Regions from separate parts of the Mus musculus genome. Here region 1 is linked to region 2. The links are chromatin loops, found by intact Hi-C in ENCODE. Cell type or tissue: left cerebral cortex. All regions are shown on one strand.

What was found. A loop is a pair of places that touch in the nucleus more often than their neighbours do. Peaks named below come from ENCODE experiments on the same cell type or tissue, not always from the same donor. Only the 100,000 strongest peaks of a DNase experiment are listed, where the experiment ranks them.
Region 1: it touches region 2 in a loop (7-fold over the local background); 18 of 42 quality-filtered maps call a loop at or near these places.

The regions. Positions count from the first base shown.
Region 1 is chr14:65,327,172-65,335,171 of GRCm38, forward strand. No RefSeq gene overlaps it. Among named protein-coding and RNA genes, the nearest start is that of Zfp395, 28 kb to the right of the region's middle. In left cerebral cortex, CTCF peaks have their summits at 968 (motif pointing right), 2,407, 3,078 (motif pointing right) and 4,883; DNase peaks (open chromatin) are centred at 963, 4,492 and 4,925; H3K4me3 peaks cover 787 bases; H3K27ac peaks cover 951 bases.
Region 2 is chr14:65,569,400-65,577,399 of GRCm38, forward strand. All of the region lies in intron 7 of Elp3 (elongator acetyltransferase complex subunit 3), which reads right to left. Among named protein-coding and RNA genes, the nearest start is that of Elp3, 20 kb to the right of the region's middle. In left cerebral cortex, CTCF peaks have their summits at 2,065 and 4,202 (motif pointing left); DNase peaks (open chromatin) are centred at 2,044, 2,995, 3,202, 3,778 and 2 more places; H3K27ac peaks cover 902 bases.

The sequences.
Region 1 (8,000 bases), 240 kb before region 2:
ACGGCCTCCTCATTCAGTATTTGGCCTGGAAATCCTCCCATTTCTCCCCACAGCCTAGAGGGCAGAGAAGGTGGCAGGGAGTGGGAAGGATTAGATCTGGTGTTCCCATGGGCTTTCAGAGAGCGGCTGAAGACTGCTGTCAAGAACTGGAATTAGCTGGGCATAGTGGCATACACCTTTAGTCCCAGCATGAGATCTCTACCAGCCTGGCCTACATAGTGAATTCTAGGACAGTCAGAGTTACTTAGTGAGACCGTCTCAAAACAAACAAATAAATAAATAAATTTCGGATTATCAGATAATTTCTTCCTTTTCTTTTTTATATTTTAAATTTTTTCTTTTTTTCTTTTTTCTCTTTTCTAATTCTTTTGTTGTTGTTGGGTTTTGTGTTTTTTGGTTTTTTTTGGTTTGTTTTGTTTTTGTTTTTGTTTTTTTTTTGTTTTTCGAGACAGGGTTTCTCTGTATAGCACTGGCTGTCCTGGAACTCACTTTGTAGACCAGGCTGGCCTCGAACTCAGAAATTCGCCTGTCTCTGCCTCCCAAGTGTTGGGATTAAAGGTGTGCGCCACCACGCTATGCCCAGAATCTCTTAAAGAGACATAAAAAAAAAAAAAAAAGATGAAACTGGAGCCTTCAGATAAAGCCCAGTGTCGTCTCAAATGTTTAAACCACACACGTTTCCATTCCCACGTGAATTTTGATGTCTGTCCTTTCCAGTTTTGATTCTTCTGTTTGTGGTCTTCCTCCCATTTCTCTCTGTCCATCTTCAGTTGTAGTCATAAATCTCAACTACCCACCCTCTAGGATGGAATTCTTCACAGGATCCCAGATTCTCCACATGTTTCCATATTTCTTTTATTAAGCAGGCACATGACTGGTGTTTGACAGTAATGCTGTCATCAGAATGTTAAGAAATTCGCATTTCTCAGCTGGCTTCGTTAGTCCCGGGCTCCAGCAGAGAATGGACGCTAGAGGGCGCTACTTCCCCTCTTTTCTAAGTCTAGACAGCAGCTCCCGTCCTGATCTCCTGGGTCTTCCAAAGTTTGTCACTCATTTGCTTTGAGCACGGTTCACCAGCTTTTTCAGAGTTCTGGGTGTACGTGTACACCTTCGAGAAACGCTCATTAATTCACTTCAAGTCTTTTGTTTCACTTAAATTACTTTTTTAGTGCTAGGATTTTTTTTTAAAGTTTAATTAATTTATGTATATGAGTGCTCCATCTTCAATCACACCAGAAGAAGACATAGGATCCCATTACAGATGGTTGTGAGCCACCATATGGTTGCTGGGAATTGAACTCAAGACCTCTGGAAGAGCAGTCAGTGCTCTTAACCACTGAGCCATCTCTCCAGCCCAGCATTTATATTTTTAATAAGTCCAGCATGGTCTATATAAAGAGTTCCAGACCAGCAAGGGCTACATAGTAAGCCTGTATCCCAGCAAACGCAAACAACCCCCTGCCATCAGCAAACACGAACAGGGATTGAATAACTCTGAAGTCAGGGGGAGTGGAGGTAGGGATGAGTTGGTGAAGCCCTGGATACTTGGTTCTGGTGTTCATTTGGCATGTGTTTCCTGTAATTCGTTCCTGATGAGATTTCGATATGTTTCATTTCATCTTTAAAAAGAAACAAACAAAAAAGCAGGAATACTTTTCAAGAAGGAAACTGACCATATAATTGACATGAATTACAAAAATCACAACTGCTAACACATGCCCAGAAGGAAACCAAGCCTCATCTGCTATCACCAAATATTTACTATTGATGTGCTGTTGGCTCATCTGTGTTATAGTCCAAGAATGCTAGCAGATCCCAGGGTGGACGCTCACTACTGGGGGAAAAACAAGAAGGGGGAGGGTCATTTTCAAACCCAGCAAGTTTGATCCTCTAACTTTTCCTTTTTCTGGGAAATGAGGACACAATTTGTAATCATTTGATATGAGGACAGACCGCCTCGATCACAGATTAAGTCCGGGCATGGACCACGGGAAGTTAAGGTCCCCAAAGGATGAGCGAGAGCTTTTAAACAGATGACTCTGGTAACTGGATACAGGACAGGTTGATGGTGGGTGCTGAGAACACTAACTAGGAGATCACAGTGGTGAATAGCTGTAATCTGAGCTGGAAATGCAGTAATCAGACCTTGTATCTACACAACGTGTACACTTTCCTTTTATAGACCCTCCTACAAGCAATTATATGAGCTAGGCTGAATCCCTTTTTTAAAAGTTTAGAGGTTTAATTAGAAAAGTGGATATATACCCAGACACTATTGCACAATGCCAGAAAGATTTTGCTGAAGGGACCCTGTTATAGCTGTCTTGTATGAGGCTATGCCAATGCCTGGCAAATACAGAAGTAGATGCTCACAGTCTATAAGATAGAACACAGGGCCTCCAGTGGAGAAGCTAGAGAATGCACCCAAGGAGCTGAAGGGGTCTGCAACCCTATAGGTGGAACAACAATATGAACTAACCAGTACCCCCAGAGCTCGTGTCTCTAGCTGCATATGTAGCAGAAGATGGCCTAGTTGGCCATCACTGGGAAGAGAGGCCCCCTGGTGTTGCAAACTTTATATGCCCCAATACAGGGGAATGCCAGGGCCAAGAAGCGGGAATCAGTGAGTAGGGGAGCAGGGCGGAGGGAGGGTATAGGGAACTTTCGGGATAGCATTTGAAATGTATATAAAGAAAAAATCTAATAAATGAATAAATAAGAAAGAAAGAAAGAAAGAAAGAAAGAAAGAAAGAAAGAAAGAAAGAAAGAAAGAAAGAAAGAAAGAGAGAAAGAGAAAAAGAGAGAAAGAGAGAAAGAGAAGTGGGCTTTATGAGAGAGATTTTACAAAACCAGGATTCAAGGGCAGGAGTGAGTGGGGCCAGAGAAGCATGAAAGCCCACCCTTGGGTGTTTAAGCTTGGGTGACCGGGGCACTGTTCTTTACTGACATGAGCTAGAGGAAAAGCTGTTGAGGAAGAGAGTTTGTGATGGTGAAAAGTTTTTTTGAAGGATTTGTTTTAATTTTATGTGTATGAGTGTTTGGCATGTGCACCACATGGGTGCTGTGCCCACAAGGGCCAGAAGATGGCACCGGATCCTCTGAAACTGGATTTGCAAATGTTGGTGAGCTGTTGTGTGGGTGCTGGGAACCAAACACAGGTCCTATGCAAGGGCAGTCAGTGCACTTAACCACTGAGCCATCTCTCCAGCCCCTGAGCCTATTCAGCATTTTTGTTTGTTTGTTTGATTTGTGGTTTTGTTTTTGTTTTGTTTTGTTTTGTTTTGTTTTATTGCTGTTGTTTGCTTGCTTGTCCCTAAGCCTAGTCTGGCCTGATACATCCCTGAGGTGGCCCTCGAGCTCCTGTTCTTCCTGCCTCTGCTCCCCGGGTGCTGTGACTCTAGTCATACCTTTCAAGAGTTGCCTATGGTCTCAGTAAAGCTCTCTGTAGAGGTCACAGGTTGACTCTGTTATCATCTGTGTCAATCTCGAGCAGTTCCTCCAGTTACCTCTGTGTTCACAGCCTTGATTTCTTGGTTTTGCAGGCTATCTTCAGTTCGGAGTTGTTCAGTATTTCTTTGTGGTTAGACCCAGGCTTCCTTCTTTGAGACTGAAGTGTCACAGTGTTTACACCACCATTTCTTACTGTGTCCTCCCAGGCAACACACAGAGTCCACTCATCTCAAGACCTGTGGTTTCCATGATTTGACTAAGATTGTGTCTGTCAGGTTTCTCCAGGGTAAAGTCACCCCCTGTCCCCACCCACCCACCCACCCACCAACCCACACAAACGAACAAGTAACTACTGAAATAATTTGAAAGGTGGTAGAGAGACTGGCCTTACTGGTACCTGTATATTTACAAAGCATCTTATAATTAAAAGAGCTCCGGGCTCTGTCTACTTTTTTGCTCAAAGAAGAAAGGAAAGGAAGGAGGAAGAGGGTGGAGAAAGGGGGAAGAGGAGGGAAGGCAGACATTTGAGGGATACATAGCTCAGTTCTAGCACATTGGCTTAATATATGTACAGCCATGGGATCCTAGCACTTGAGGCCATGCCTGAGGGCCTGCGTTCAACCCATTTTGTAGAAGAAAGTCAAGTCCCACAGCAGACCTCCACAGCAGGTGTTCAGGTTTGATGGCAAGAAGCCTTTTCCACTGAGGCAGCCCCTTTCTGTGGGCACAGGGGTACGCTGATGGACACACACACACACCTCTGCGGCCAGGAAAAGGGTTTTTATGAATCAGGGCAGAGTGAGCCTTGTCAATGCTTCAGGGACAGGTGAAGAAAGGACCTTTGACTCCAGAAATGAGGCACAATAGAGAGAACATTTGTCCCTCATACCCTGCTTTCACTAATACCCACTTGAAGGTGGAAAACATACTGGCAAGGCTGACTTGCTGGCTCAGAGACAGGTGGCAGCGCCCCAGCCTTGGAGGATTCTGGGATTGGGTCCATGTTGTGCGGTCTCCTGCAAAGAACTCAGGTTCTGAGCAAGAGGCCCTTGCCTTGCATTTTGCACAGAGGACCCTACAAGTTGCCCAGTCGGCCCAGGGTGAAGGCATAGTGTGGACTACTCTTGGTCTGGGAATGTTTCTTACTGGCGCTGAGAGGATAGCTCAGTGGGATGGCGCTGAATGTTCTAGCAAGAGCCGGTGATAGAAGTGAAGGATGGGTTCAAGGCCTTCAGAAGGAAGGTTTGGCCTTGGGCTGAAAACAGAGTGAAGATAGAAACTGGCCAGGCAAGGGGGGTGGGGTGAGGGGTGGGGCAGCCCAGGAAAAGCAAAGCACGGAAGGAAACCTGGCGTGGTGCCCAGCCCCAAGGCCGCCTTGGGCGATTGGGTTCTGGTGGCCTGGGTGTCCCTGGCGGTCCGCACAGTCGCCCGCCTGTGGGCACAGGGAGGCGCCACAGTCGTGGCAAGGCCGCCTCTGAGGCCCTGTGTTGGCCCGATGTCCCCCGGCAGGGCGGGCCCGGAGCAGCGTAGGGGCCTCCGTGGACCCGGGCACGTCCGCGCTGCGCGCCCGCCTCCGGCGCGCTAAGGCTAGCCTGGCAGGGAGGGGCCTCCAGGAGGCTCCGTTTGAGGTGATCATGATGGGGCGATCGTGTTGCAAGCTTGGCCGAAGCTTGAGGTGGGGGAGTAGGGGTTGGGGGGGGGGGTGCGAAGCCTGCCTCACATTGGCTGCAGCTCAATGCAGGACCTCACACTGCTGGCCTCGCGCTGCCGGGGGTCATCGACCCCAGCCAGTGGAAGTAGGAGAATCTTTGGTCCACTGTGTGCAGAGGAACGCTAGAGACTCGCGTGACCCCGCCTGCCTCCCCTGAATCCCACCACTTCTTCAACTGCAGCCCCAAAGGGTCTGTGTGCCTAAAGGTCTTAAGCAATTTAAGATGGGCCCTGGAAAAAAATTCTCCTGATTCAGTGAACTGGAAAGGAAGCAGGTTTGGGAACACTTTCAACCTTGACCACCACCTTAGAAAGTAATAGATAGCAGGGCGTGGTGGCGCACGCCTTTAAACCCAGCACTCGGGAGGCAGAGGCAGGTGGGCGGATTTCTGAGTTCGAGGCCAGCCTGGTCTACGAAGTGAGTTTCAGGACAGCCAGGGCTATACAGAGAAATCCTGTCTCGAAAAGCCAAAAAAAAAAAAAAAAAAAAGTAATGGCTTACCAGTATAAACTGGCAAACACGAAAATGTGTAAATAATTAGATTCCTCCCTAAATAAAGCACTCAGAATCCTACAGCCCCAAATCAAATTCTTCATATACTGGAATGTTTCATGTTTTGACATGTCTTGTTTTCTTTACAAGCCTGATAATTCTGCATAAATCATTTACTATCTTGCTTTTAAACTATTTTTGATTAATTTGTCAATGGAGGGGTGGCTTGTGCGGAGGTGATAGGTAACTTTCAGGAGTTGATCCCCTTTTAGCCAAGACTCAGCTTGATCAGGCTTGGGGGCAAGCACCTCTTCTAGCTGAGACATCTGGAGACCCTCCTCTCCCCTGACTTTGGAGTAATTCTCCTGCCTCAATTTTCTAAGTACTGGGCTCACAAGCACCAGCCAGTTCACACCTAGCTTTGCTTTTTTGTGCTTACCGCTCTCACATCTTCCATTTCTTTAAACACATCCTAAAATATGGGTAATGGTTCTATGCTAACATTGTGCAGAAAGACTCAGTGGATTTACTGTCCCTTGACTGCTTAGCTGTGTTGCTGTGGATACCAGGCTTTTTGTAGGTCCCAAACATTTCCTTCTTTGCCTCATTAAAAAAAAAGAAAGAAACAAAAAAGGAAAAACAAAAACAAACAAAAAAAAACATTTAAACTCCTGTGGTCTGACTACGGTGACCTTTGACCAGTTCTTATTTTTCAGTTTTCCAGACATTGTCTATTCTCCTTAAGCGTCAGAATTGTATCACTAAATCAGTACTTTGAAGAGCCCAAGAGGGAGACAGTATACAGTGTTTCCCCAGGGCCCCCAAGTGTAGGCCTTGATTCCAGTTAGACTCCCTCCCAGGTTCCCAGTAGACTCAGCAAGCTGGGCTAATAGTTTCAGCAGCTCCCATGGGGTCAGGCTCAAAACGAAGTCAAAGACAACATGTTGAATAATCATAATAATTATCTTATTAAGAGTCCCTTGGAGCCAGGTGTCCCTTTGTGGCACAGCCTGAAGTCCCAGTACTCAGCTGGCAGGATCAAACTCCTGAGTTTGAGATCAGCCTGGACTATGTAGAGCTTCAGGGCTATGAGAGAACTTGTCTCAAAAAAATAGGATCAGGCTGGGCAGTGGTAGTGCACGCCTTTAATCTGAGCACTTGGGAGGCAGAGGCAGACGGATTTCTGAGTTCAAGACCAGCCTGGTCTCTGAGTGAGTTCCAGGACAGCTGGGGTTACACAGAGAAACACTGTCTCTCTGTAACAAAACAAAACAACCCCCCCTCAAAAAAAAAAAAAGGATCAGGGGGGCTGGAGAGATGGCTCAGTGGTTAAGAGCACTAGCTGCTATTCCAGAGGTCCTGAGTTCAATTCCCAGCAACCACACACATGGTGGCTCACAACCATCTGTAATGGGATGTGACACCCTCTTCTGGTGCATCTGAAGACAGCTACAGTGTACTCATATAAAATAAACCTTAAAAGAAAAAAAAAAAAGAAACAGGAACAAAAGTAATAACAGAGTCCTTTAGAGCCATGTGCTGGCTCAGACCTATAATCCCAACACTGGGAAAGTCAAGACAAAAGGATCACAAGTTCAAGGACAGCCTGAGCTACATTATGAAAGTCTGTCTCAAAATGGGGAGTCAGTCTGCGGCTGCCACTTGGTGCGGGCCCAGTGAACATCATGGTCGCTGGGCCGTGGTTGTGCACGCTTTTAATCTCAGCACTCGGGAGGCAGAGGCAGGCAGATTTCTGAATTTGAGGCCAGCCTGGTCTACAAAGTGAGTTCCAGGACAGCCAGGGCTACACAGAGAAATCCTGTCTTGGAAAACCAAAAAAAAAAAAAAAAAAAGGAGAAACTCATGGTCCAGAATTTGTTCTCCAAATCCGAGTGAGCAAAGGGACACCCTGAAGATGCAGTATTGCTGTGAAGATTTTTGTTTTTTGTTTTTTAGAGGATGTCTGGTTTTTTTATGCTTTTGGGGGTATGTTTTTGTTGTTGTTTTGGCTGTTTCCATTTCTTGAGACAGGATCCTGCTATGTGTTTCTGCTTAGCCAAGTTCTATGTTGCCCAGGTTGGCCTGGAACTCATAAAATCCTTCTATCTCAGTTTCCTTAAAGCTGGCATCCTAAGAGTGTGCCAGCATGCTGAGTTAACATTGCACTAAACCACTCTCCTGGGCACCGTTCTTGGTCAATAATGAGGTCCTACCAAAGGTGGCAGGGACATTGACCTTCACTTTACAGGTATAGAAATTGAGGCTGGTGGGGACAGTTGCCTACCATCTTGTCACTGACAGCATGTGTCAGTTTCTTCTCTCTGCTTCAGTGGAAGGGATGAGTCTC
Region 2 (8,000 bases):
ATTCCCTTCCCGACAAGTATTGTAGGTTTCTGCCTACAAGGAATCCACTTGCTCTATAAAGGCATATAAGGCTGGAAAGCAAATAAATGGAAAGGCATACAGGGTTGGCAGGAAGCACATGAGGCTCTATGGCAGAACTAATATCAAATAGAGACTAGTGGAGGCTGTTATGTCACCAAGGGCTGCCCATGAAGGGCTGAGTGATCTATCTCTCTCCCTTTGCCTTTCAAGTCCATCATGAAGTGGCAGGTTTGTTCTGCCATAATCTTCCTATCACATTCTAAAAATATAGCCTGGACCCTCCAAAACTGTGAGGAAAGACAGCAGACTTTCTCTGTCTCAGCTAACTATGTCAGGTGCTATAGTGTTGCACAGCTCACTCACATACCATCTGAGCTGTTCTCTCACTCACTCAGCTGAGTTGTACAGGCACCAGACACAGCAGAATTTACTTCCTTTGCACATATCATACTCATCAAGAGCACTTACACTGGCCATAAAACAAGTCTCTACTAACTAAACAAAGACAACAAAACCAAAACTGAAGGTGAACTGAATAGACGCTCTGAACAAAATGAAATAAAATCAGAAATCACTAAGATATCAAACAAAAACTCACTGTTCTGAAATGCAGAAATTAAACAATTTTTATACAATCCCTGGAATTGAAAAAGAAATAGAAAAGGTAATAGGGAAAACTTGACACTGAATAATTAAAATATGATATGATAATAACTTAAAATGTAAGACGTGAAAATGTACAGCATTTGCATATAGAAATGTCCAGAATCTGGGCAGGTTGTTCTCTGAGTTCAAGGCCAGGCTGGTCTAAATAGTGAGACTCTATCTCAAAAAAGAAAGAAAGAAAAAAGGAGCCTAAAAAGAAACTTACTACTTTGAATATTTTTATTAGAAAAGAAAAATGGTGGCCAAGGTTTTACAACTTAAGTAATCAGAGAAGAATAGCCCCGGGGACAGAAATATGTGTCACAGTTACAAGCACATACTGCTCTCCCAGAGGACCCGAGTTCATTCCTAACACCCCTTAATCCAGTTTCAGAAGAGCTGACATGTCCTTCTGGCTTCTGCATACACATGCACATACATAAATGCAGGCACATAGACTAAAATACAAATAAAATAATAAATCATAAAAAGTAAAACCAATAAATACCTTCACAGAAGATGGCTGATAAAAAGTAAAGGAAGTCTAAATAAACCAGGAGCCAGGCCATGCTTCCGATGACCACAGTCAGCTCTCTTCCCAGAGTTTGTGCCCTATCTGTCATTTAAAAATATCCTAACGCTTTCACACTTTGTAAGATAAGCTGCCAGCAACAGTTAGTTCTCAATTTTACAAAGATGTGCAAAGGGCTCAGACTACCTACAGCAGCTTTACAAATCAATTACAAGTTAGAAGACGTATATTATTTGTCTTTAAGACACACTAAAAAGCTACAGTGCTCAAAATAATATGATATTTACTGGTCTACAAACCGAAACAGACAACAACATTGCACTGTGTGGCCCATGAGAAATGAGAAAGGTGAGTTTTTAAAGAAACAATTCAGTCTCCATACTGGGGGTGGAAGGGGGGGGTGCCTTGACTCCTACCTCACAGTATACAAAAAAACTAATTCAAAGGGGATCAGAAAGCTAAATGTAAAAACTGAAATTTTAATTAGAAGACAACACGGGTGAGTAACCTCGTGCCCTGAGAATATGAGATGGTTTATTAGTTACAATACAGAAAACAGTGGTAAGGAAGAAAAAGATTGATCATCTTAATTCTGCCCCAAGACATCATCAATAGAATAGTCAAGGTACAGACCGGGTTCTCAAACCAAGGACATGTAACAGCCCAACAACAACAACAAAAACAGAAAAAGATTAAACCCTTCACAAAGGAAATACAATCAGACAGCGCAAGCATACACTCAGTGTTCAATGACATTAGTCATCAGGAAAATGCAAATTAAACCCACAATAGATGCCATTACACACCCACCAGAATGGCTAAAATTAAAAGGACTGACAGCAGCATGCACTGGTAGAGATGCAGCACCACCAAGCGCTCGCCCATGAGTGCCAGGAGTACCAACAGCACACCCATTCCAGAAAAATGGCTGGCCTTTCTCATGAAACACTAACAAGCCTAGCAATTCTCCTTACTACCCAAGAGCATTCATACATTTGACCATAAAAATTCTTGTACCAAAATGGTCGGAGTTGTATTACTAACAAGCTGCAAGCAGCCCATGTCCACAGGCAGAAGGATGGATACACAAACTGTGGTCCACCCCAACTGTGGTCTGTGTACCCAGCAGAATACTGCTTAGCATTAAAAATGGGCAACCATGGACTCACCTAACAACCCTGGTGAACCTCAAGCAACAGTCAGCGAAAGAACCCCTCCACAGGAGACCAGATGATTAACAGTATGTGAAGTTCTACAACGGGTTTAATCCATGTATGGTGGGTGAAAAAAACCCGTAAAAACCAGAATTGCTGATTCTGGGAAGCAAAAGTGAGGATTTTCTGGAGGAAAAGAAAGTAACTCTGGTGACAGAAATCCTCTCCATTATTTATCTGCTTTCACACGGCCTTGCTAAGAAGCCCAGGTTGGCCTCACATCTGAGATCCTTCTGCTTCTGCCTCCTGGTTGTTGGAACTACACTACAACTTCCCATGTTCTGAATCTCAACAGTGTTCTGTTACACAGGTCTGTCCAAGCGAATCAAGGGAAAAAACACCAAGCTGAATGCCAGTTTATACATCGCATGGCAGTGCATGTGGGGAAGACCATGGAAGTTGCCAGTTGCTTCCAGACCTCTGATGGCTTCTCTTTGCTTTCTTTTTGATGGAATTAACTTTGGCATTCGGTACCCAGCATTACCTAGCAACCTAGCTCTCCCAGGATGTGTAAGGACATAGAGGATCTAAAGGCACTGATGAGGCGGGGGAAAAGGAAGGAACGGAAATGAGTTTAAAACTCCACAGGGAAAGGTGTGACTCATGCCTCCTTGAAGGGTAACTACCCTTTTAAATTGCACCTCTTGAAAACAGCCAAGGAGCACTGAATACAAAACTGCTTCTGGGCAGAGCTGATTAAAAAGGAATAAAACTCCATTAGGAGCTTGCTCTGAGTTATCTGGCAACAGTCGCACTCTGGTGAATGGGTGACTCAGGTCCCACTGTGGTCTTTCTCCAAAGTGATAGTTTTTAGGGGATGACAGTCATCAGTAATTGGCACTCTCTGGAGACCCAAAAATGCTCAGTCTAGCTGATGGGCTGAGTGATCCGCACTGGGTTCATTCACCAGCCTTCACAGTGGCCAGGCCTGCGTTGTCCTTGAGCAGGCTTGTGTTCCTTCACTTTCTGCCTGCAATGATTTCACAGACTTCCTGCTATCAACAGGCCACAATAACCAGGCTCACGCTGGTTTAAAATCTAGTCCTAAACTTTTAAGTAAAAAGAACAAAACAAACCTTTAATCACTTGGGTTAGACACAGGAAGACCAAGGAGGGACAGCTGAGCTCATTGAAGTGTGGCCCTAAGGATGTTTAACCTTCAACACTGGTGGCTCACCTGCCACCTCAAGGAGCTGTAAGCCTAGTTTAAAATGGCCCTTTGAAAAACATCCAATTGTCCTGAGAAAATGAGTGTCAGCGCCACAGCTGCGTGGGAAGAACGAGACACCTGCCAGGGCTCTGCAGTGAACCAGCTTCCATCAGAGGGAGGGTGGCTCTTCTGGAAAACATCTATTTTTCCAAACATCTTTTCACAAAATAACAGACAGGAAGGCTGCCTACACATTCTGAAAAGAACACACCAGACCAAAACCAGTTTTCCCGGGCTGCTCTTTAATTCACAACGATGCTAACATTTGAAAATAATTTTGTTCCTAGTTTAGTTCAGAAACTACTACTTCAAATAACATAAAATTTCCCCTGAACACTTTATTATAGGGAGTCATATGAAGAATTTACCTCAATAAAGCAAGCAAAAACTCACAAATCGGCATTTTTCATATTGCCTCACAAAGTACAGAGAGCAGGAGAGAGCAGGACAGCAGCCGAGTGGGCTGCAACTGAGCCCATGTTGCGCTGGCTCGCACTTCTATTCATAAGATTTGCTGCAATGAAGTCTCAAGCCAGAGAAACATTTTTTAAACTAAAAGCAGAGTGCCCTCTTGAGGCAAAGAACAAAAACAAGCCCACGCTGGCCCTGGCTAGACATCTGCAGAAGACACTTTCTTCCCTTAAGGACTTTTTTGGACAAACACATCGTGATCCGAATCAAGTGAGTTCTAACAAAAATAGATGACTTATGGTCAAATACTACGGAGCATCAGAACTGAAGCTAGACTGCTGACATCTGAATTGATGACAATCTGAAAACTGTATCCCAGAAACTCTACATCTGCTCAGTTGGTCTGCTCCATAGGTGCCCAGGGCTCAAACCACACACAAAAAAGCTCAGAGCAAACTTACAGGGGAGGTATGCTCAAGATAGCTACAGCTGAACTCCATATATATAAACACACACACCCCTTCAACGTATGACATATGAAACCTGTGTTGAGAAAAGGGGTCTGTCTATAAGTACACAAGCTTGGGAAGATTTCCTTACCTAAATTATTTGAAAATCTTTCACTTGTTTTTAAATTTGTTATTGTGTGTGAACACGTGCATGCTATGGTTCTTGTGTGGAGTCAAAACAGCTTTCAGTTCTCTTTCTACTGTGCTGTGGCAATGGCCCTCCAATCCGTGCTGCTGAGCCGCACACTCGAGGCTCGCTGGCCCTTGAGCTTCCATGTGACTATTACCACTCCTGGCCCACAGCAGAAGGGCTGGGATTACAGGCACATGGCATGGATAAACCAGCTACATTTACAATGTTGTGTGCATGCATGCCGTGCGTGTGTGTGTGTGTGTGTGTGTGTGTGTGTGTGTGTGCAGGTGAGTGTACACATATGTGAGGAAGCCAGAGGACAACCTCAGGCTCATTCTTAAGAGGAAGGGAGTCAATGGTATTGAAGAGAATACTGTTAGGGCTTTTAGGGGTGAAGGAAGTCATCTGGAAACCCTGAGTTGCTGGAGCTGCAATGATGGCTACTTCCCCCGAATCATACTTTATCTGAGATATAATTTGACCCGAGAGTACGAAGAGGAGTGAGCTGGGTTCCATCATTTCTCCTCTTGAGTTTGGAAACTTCAGAGCTTTACTAAGCATGACTCACACTCATGAATGATCAGGGTTTGAATGGACAGTAAAAATAGATGCCATCTCCTCTAGTTACTGAGGTCCCTGTGGGAACAAGTCACACACCCTTAAGTCTAGACTCGGAAACAGAAAATTTACCTGTCATTTCTCAGTCAAACAAAACTACTTGCTCACCACACGTCGTTCCAGAAGATAAATCCTTTATGCTGCTCCTCAAGCTATTGACATTTATTTAAATCTATGAAATGTCTTCAATTCACAGACCCAAAGGAAAGCAACCGGGGAAGAGACACACAGAGAGGCATGACCTCGATTGCAGGAGGTAACCCTACCAAGGTCACTCCTGGTCACCTTTGATGATATAAACTGACCACTCAAAGACCATTCTAGTGTTTATTCAGGCTTTAGCTATAGGTAACAAAGCCGCCCTGAGCCTCAGTCCACACCTGACCTACTTATCACCACACAAAGGACTCAGAGGCACTATTTTACCCACCTTGTAATCAGATGCATGACATTCTCCTCCTCTGTCACAAAAAGAGAAGCCGAAGTCTGAGTGCTAAGGGTGTCAGAAAGAGACTAGATGCCTTTCAACACACACACACACACACACACACACACACACTTTTCCACCTAGCAATTTCTAGCATTACAGCAAAGTTCAGGCTCTGAACGTGGCTTGGGGCTTCTATTCCCACCCTGCCATCAAGTACCTGTGTTAAGTCTGGGCAAGTTGCTTTGGCCCTCTGGGCCTTGGATGCCTTACATGTAAAACAGGTGATCTGGCCGGTTCACTCAAAGGCTTACTGTATGGAGTGAAACACAATGGACATTGTACACACAGCAACTGTAGGCCTTCTTTGCTCCCAACTCTTCTTCCTCAGCGCTAACGTTGGCCCATGATGACCACAACACACAGATATGGATGGACACATACATATGGAACCTGTGGTATAATTCTGAACTTTTGCTTTTTGTCTTAGCATACCTTGGAGATGCAAAAATTCTCCCACTAGATAGCATCATCCCTCCATGGGGCCTGTGAATGTTGCCTATGATTGAAAATCACCATTGTGTACCTGTAGCCAAGACTTCTGGTTTTGGAACCTACCAGTCATCTCTACACACATCATGGACACTAAAAATATAACAAACCCAAATTTCCTCCCTTAAAGCTGAAAAACCCTATGGCTTTTCTGTCTTAGCATACGACATTCCCACCCAACTCCTCAGGTGTCATGCTTGGCTTTCCTTCCCCTAACCAGCCTGTTCTCCATCACCTCTGCCAACACCCTTGTCTGAGCCAGTGATGAAGACGCTCATGGGCTTCTCATTCCCTCTTGTAAGACTCTAACCTATTAGTCAGAAGGCAGTCAAATGATCTCTCCTGTTAATGAGATTATATTGCCACGCCCTTGGCTTGAAACAATTTACTTCTGCATTTCACATGAATTCAGCTCCTTGATAGGGTACACCATCTGGCCCATGTTCAGCCTTTCAATGTCACCTGAGGACATACCTTTGGTCACTGGAGTATAATCCAGTGGCCCGTGGAAAGCCATGAGCTGTTTCCCCTCTTGTGCCCTCACTCTGCCCTCTGCACAAGTCTCAGACTCCTCTTCCTACAGCAGGTCTCTGTCACAGCAGTCCCTTCAAATCACAGCTTTTACTTTGTAAGACACTGAACTACAAAAGGACAGTGCCACAAAGACACAGACAGTTCTACCTTGCTCAATATGCTGTGCCCAGGACCTGTAACTGCATGGATGGCACGGTGGTCTGAATAAGAACAGCCCCCATGGACTTATCTATCTGAATGCTTAGTCAACAGGGAGTGGAATACCTTTTAAAGGATTTGAAGGATTTAGGAGGCGTGGCCTATTGGAGGAAGGGTGTTACTAAGGTGGGCTTTGAGGTTTCAAAAGCCCACACCAGGGCCAGGCTCTCTGTGCTTGTGGATCAGGATGGAGCTCTCTGATACTTCTCCTACAGCATTCCTACATGCCGTATGCTCTCTGCCACATTGATAACTTACTAAGCCTCCGAAACTGTAAGTCAGCCCCCAGTTAAATGCTTTCTTTTGTAAGAGTTGCCTTGCTCATGGTGTTCTTCACTGCAATAGAACGGTAACTAAGCAGATAGGATCTAGTGGGACTGTACTAATAATTTAAAATGTGTGTAAGTAGCTGCCCAGGTACCCTCAGATTTTTTAAAGCAAGAGTATTTTAAAACTTTCTATAACTACCGACATTTATATGAAGCCTTAGCACTCTCCTGATAAAAAGTATGACACACTAGCTAACAAAGCTCACAGTTATCTTCTTTTTTATTAATCAGAAAGAGTATACAATCGTGCTATGGTGTGGCTGCCTGCTCCTTCAAGCTCCACATTAAAACTGACAACGTGACAGTGCTGAGTAGTAATTCTGAGGGGTGGGCAGGCTGAGGTCTCTGCCCTTGAGAATGGAACAACGTTCTTATGAAAGTGAGGCCCCCTGGTGCTTCATGACCTCTGATCATACCCCATGAGGGGATGACAGAAGGCTCTTGCCAAACACTGCACCCATGATACTGCACTTCCCAACCTCCAGAAACATAGCATGGGACAGCTGCTCATTTCAAATTACCCAGGCTCGAGTATTCTGTTTGTGCAGTGCAAACAGACTAAGACAGGGACCATTCTTGAACAGCAAGTTCTTGATAGCTAAGGATCGATTACAAATAACTTGGTGCTTAAGCAATAGTCATTTGTCCCAGTGTTTCTTACAGCAGT